Linked DNA regions of Homo sapiens: region 2 is linked to region 1. The links are chromatin loops, found by intact Hi-C in ENCODE. Cell type or tissue: tibial artery. All regions are shown on one strand.

Region 1 (2,500 bases):
GGGGAGAGAGGGTAATGGAGGAAATTTTTGTTTCTTAAAAGAATTTTTTTTTTTTTAGAAATAATGTCTCGCTATGTTGCCCAGGCTGGACTTCAACTTCTTGGCTCAAGTGATCCTCCCACCTCAGTCTCTCGAATAGCTGGGACTATAGGCATGGGCCATTGTGCCCAGTTCAGAGGAACCTTTTCAGAGAGGATGGTCAGGACAGCCTCTTTGAGCAGGTAATTTTGGGGTTGAATGAGCTGACAGGTCCAGCCGTGCTTTTGGGAGGGAGAGTGAGCCGGGCAGAGGGAACAGTGGTGCGAAGGCTCTGACTTAGGAGTGAGTTTTGTGTTTTGAAGGAATAGCAAAGAATGCAGTGAGGCTGGAGTGAAGTGAGTGAAGAGGGCAGTGATGAGATGAAGTTAGAGAGGTGGGGGTGATGATGAGGCTGTCTGGGGGAGGTCTGTCCAGTGTGGGCCTTGGGGATGGTGGGGAGTCCAGGGCAGGTGCATTCTCATCTGGGACCCCCTGATCCTAGTTCTGTGGGAAGATATAGATCAGAGCAGGAGACAGACACAAACAGATCATTTTACTATCTGGTGAGAGATGTTTTTGGAACCTAGAACACAGGGGAAATTAGTGAGGCAACGATTTTCTCTCTTTCTGCTTGACTTATGCTTTATTTATCTTCAGGACTAGCCATAATTTGAAGATGCTGGAAAAAAATATTCACAGTCTCTGGAAATCTAGCAAAGTGATCAGGATTCTTTCCTTTGGCACTTCAAAGCAGAGTCAACAAAAAAAGCTGGGGGCGTTTTTTTGTGGTTATATGTTAAAAGTAAGAATGAACTTATACTGTCTTTCTTCCATTTTTCTTTCCTTATACCTGGGTTTGGCTGAGCCTGAGAGCAAAGATTGCCATTTGGGTTCAGTAGGTTGCTGACAAATTAAGTAAAGATTCCCTCATTTGTGGGTCAGATGTCTTACAGCCTGGTTTTGGTGAAGCAAATCTTGGGAGAGTGAATCTTGTCCACCCTCTGGCTGCTGGCCACATGGAGATGTTAGTAATTGCGGGTCAGGGCAGGTCAGATCTCCTAAGCCAAAGGTCCAGAGGTATCAGCGAATGCAGGGACTACCAGGCAATTCTTCATGTCTCAGCCTGGCAAGGAGTTAATTCCAGAGAAAGCTGCAGGTTCCGTCACTAATTCATTGTGTGATCTTGGGCAAGTTTATTATTTGTAAAATGGGAGTGGAGGTAGGGTAGGGTGTGGGCTGAGCCAGAGTGATAGCCATTGCTCTCTTCAGCTTTTAAATTCCAGTGGGTCAACAAAAAGGAAGCTTCTGAGCAACCTTAATTGGCAGAGCTGAGGACACAAACAGCAGGAATAGCTGTAGAGGGATATGGCCTGGGTGGAGTTCCTGCAAGCCCAAGGGATTCCAGGACAGCTAGCAGGAAAAGAATGGTTAGCGAGGGGAAGAGGGATGGAGGGGGAAAAGGTTGGGAGTGATCTTGCCTAGGATCACACAGCTGGGTAGAGGAGGAGGAGGAGGAGGAGGAGGGCAGGGCAGCGGGCATGGCTTTGTGGTTGTGTGAGTTCTGGCCTCTTTAAAGTGGAGTTTAGGAGTGGCTGGCTTCTCTGTAAGAGTTGCTCAGCTTAGTTGCAGAAGCCTGATGTGGACCCCTGAGAAACGGCTGAGGAAGTCCTGGGTTTCATGTCCTGGTTCCAGGGACCCTGCAACAGCAGGTGGCATAGAGATAAGAGCAGGGCCCCTGCAGTTAAAAGGTGCTGTCCTAAATCCAGCATGGCACTGAAAGCATTAGGGGGACAGGTCTTTAGGCTCTCTGCCTCCCCTGCCCAGGGAGCTCCATCAGGCCCCCTCCAAGACTCCACACATGATCACACATGCTGATTCCACCTTCATTGTGTAGGTGCAGCTTCCAGACAAGGCTCAGAGGCCCTTCTCTGCCAGATGGTGGCTCTAAGTCCTTTCATAGAGAAGTTCCAGAACCAGCTGCTTATATCCTGGCACTGCCGTTTGTGGGCAGCATGTGCACCTCCAAGACACTTAACCTCTCTGAGCTCCTGTTTCCTCTTGGAGGAGTGGAATCATGATTACCTTGCAGGATTGGGACTGTCTCCTAGGTTGATGCTTGTGAGAATCTTTGTACAGCACCCAAGAGGAGGCCAGGAATGTTCTTTCCTTTCCCTTTCCTGCATTAGAAGAAGTTGTGAAAGGCTTGGAAGTGGGCAAAGGGGATGACTGGGTGTCCTTTCAGTGGAACACTGGGCATTTATCTGATGCTGCTGGGGTCTGTGTCTTTGACTGGGTGACTTATAATCCCTGGAAAACTGATAGAAATGCAAACAATTCTTGCCTATCAAAACATAAGTGTGGTGGCTCACGCCTGTAATCCCAGCACTTTGGAAGGCAGAGGCAGGTGGATTGCTTGAGCTCAGGAGTCTGAGACCAACCTGAGCAACATAGCAAAACCCCATCTCTCTAAAAAGTACAAAAA
Region 2 (2,500 bases), 170 kb after region 1:
TTCATGACCCATTCAGGACCAATAAGCCTTACTGAAAATTAAACAAAGGCCCTTTACCTTTTCCTATTAATACCAACCAAGAAGTCTGTAGCCAAAAAAGCTAGAAGCCGGCAGTTGCCATCTTGGGACCACAGAGGAGAGTCTTTGTGAAAATGGATTCAACATAAAGTAAGCAGGGCCCTGAAATGAAGAGAGAAACCAGGTCCTGAACACAGCTCTTGAGCCCTACAGTCCAGTCAGATCTACCCCTGGACAGTTTAGTAAATAAATCCTGTGAGCCCAAGGTCAGGAGTTCGAGACCAGCCTAGCCAATATGGTGAAACCCTGTCTCTACTAAAAATACAAAAAAAATTAGCCGGGCGTGGTGGTGCATGCTTGTACTCCCAGCTACTCTGGTGGCTGAGGCAGGAGAATTGCTTGAACCCGGGAGGTGGAGGTTGCAGTGAGCCAAGATGGCACCACTGCATTGCATCCTGGGCGACAGAGCGAGACTCCATCTCAAAAAAAAAAAAAAAAAGTTGTTGGCATGAAGAAGTGAAGGCAGGCCAACTGGAAGGGAAGCATCCTATGTGACTGGTTTGGGGAGCATATTTGGAAAGCTGGTAGTCATTAACCAAGTTCTAATTGTTCTGGTCTGTTTGCTTAAAGTCAGAGTTTTATTGTCATGTATGTTCTGCCCATTATCCATTTATATATTCAGTCCCTCACCATTAAATGATGGGATTCCATAGTTAACCTCTTGTTCCTGCGTTCTATAAATTTTATGTGCCCACCATGTGCCAGGCACTGTAGTGAACAGCACAAAAATGACACTAGCATTCAGGAAAATCTAGGATAATACATAAGAGGAAAACCTAAATTGAATTTGATATTTGGGAAGGAATGGCAGAGGAAGAAACTTGTAACCTAAGGTTTTAACAAGAGTAAGAGTTAGGCAGACAAGGTGGGGGCAGAGGGAGAAGGGAAAGGGAAGAGCGCTCCAGGTGGTGAGGAAGAAGACAAAAGCTATTACATGCTTTCCATACAGAATATTTTTTATTTAATCTGATTTGAAATTTAGCCATGTTCGCAATTTTAATTTGTTGGTTTAAAAAAGCAAGCATGACTTGTCTGTGTTTCCATATTTGTGTTGAAAGAGCAAATAAACCAACAAATCTAGTTCTGTCATATGGTCATATGAAATAAATAAATAAATAAAAATAAATCCTGTGAGCCCATGTTCAAACCAGCTTGAATCACTTGCAACACAAAGCATACTGATAGGTAATCTTAATGCATTCATTCGCTGGATGTTTTGATGGTTCTTCATGCAACTGCCAATTAAACACACAGTGTTGCTATACAAATGTTTTTTATGACCTGAAATTAGCCTTCCACTTTCAGTAAATCCCTTCATTCCTACGGTTAATCCCCAGAATCCATGATAATTAAGTCCCTTTCAATACAAGCTTCCGTCACTCAAATGTGCCAATTATGTTTATTATGTACCACAGGATTGCAAATCATGATATCATTGTATTATACTGCAATAAGTGAGTCACATAAATCTGATTAAAGTAGCCTAGCCTGAGGTTTAACTCTCAGAAACAACTTAACAACACAAGTATTCTGAAATCCAACAATACAATGTTATAATTGTGATTAAAAAAGCAATTTTAATTAAGAGTATTCTTAGGCCTCAGGGATACACATATCATTTTTTCAGACTACAGATTATTGATTTCTGGCAAGCCAGAGAAGGAAGAAGCTCCTGCCAGCCAGATCCCAGGATTAGGGTGATTCCCTATAACCCTAGGGAAAGGGCTTTGCCTCAGCAGTAGAGTTTGGTCTCTGCAACCAGACAGACCTAAAATAAAATCCAGGCTCCTCCACTTATTAACTTATGCCACCTCTGGGTCTCCATTTTCCCATTTAGGAAAAATGGGTGCTAGCCTGGCCAACATGATGAAAGAAATCCCGTCTCTACCAAAAAATGCAAAAATCAGCCAGGTGTGGTATTGCGCACCTGTAGTCCCAGCTACTCAGGAGGCTGAGGTGGGAGAATCACTTGAACCGGGGAGCTGGAGGTTGCAGTGAGCCGAGATTGTGCCAGTGCACTCCAGCCTGGGTGACAGAGTGAGAACTTGTCTCAAAAAAAAAAAAAAAAGAAAAGAAAAGAAAAAGAAAAATGGGTGCATTAACACCTCTCCTACAAAGGTATTAAGAGAATTTGAGAGCCCCTACCTCTCTCCTCCTGCAGAGGTCAGGTTCATCTCTGCCATTCACAAACACAACTCCCAAAGTACTAGGGAATTGACTTATTGCTTTGAATGTTAGCAAAGGAAAAGACTCAAAAATGCGTCATGCTTACCCTGTACACACTGTTACTCAGGGTAACTAAAAAGTTGAGGGGGAGTTTCCTTTTATAGAAGAATGTTTGCAAAAAAATGCAGAAGCAATGATGGAAATAGAACATCACCAGTTTGCAACTGCTAATGAACTAGTGGATTTGGGCACTGAG

The links. A loop is a pair of places that touch in the nucleus more often than their neighbours do. Peaks named below come from ENCODE experiments on the same cell type or tissue, not always from the same donor. Only the 100,000 strongest peaks of a DNase experiment are listed, where the experiment ranks them.
Region 2: it touches region 1 in a loop (2.6-fold over the local background); 5 of 110 quality-filtered maps call a loop at or near these places.

What each region holds. Positions count from the first base shown.
Region 1 is chr3:42,253,399-42,255,898 of GRCh38, forward strand. LOC105377048 (a long non-coding RNA gene) reads left to right here. Exons shown (of 4, transcript XR_940772.3): 4 at 59-96. Among named protein-coding and RNA genes, the nearest start is that of CCK, 12 kb to the right of the region's middle. RefSeq lists an enhancer at 2,340-2,500. In tibial artery, no CTCF peak of the experiment used is centred here; DNase peaks (open chromatin) are centred at 1,073 and 1,723; H3K27me3 peaks cover 1,408 bases.
Region 2 is chr3:42,423,706-42,426,205 of GRCh38, forward strand. No RefSeq gene overlaps it. Among named protein-coding and RNA genes, the nearest start is that of LYZL4, 14 kb to the left of the region's middle. In tibial artery, no CTCF peak of the experiment used is centred here; no DNase peak of the experiment used is centred here.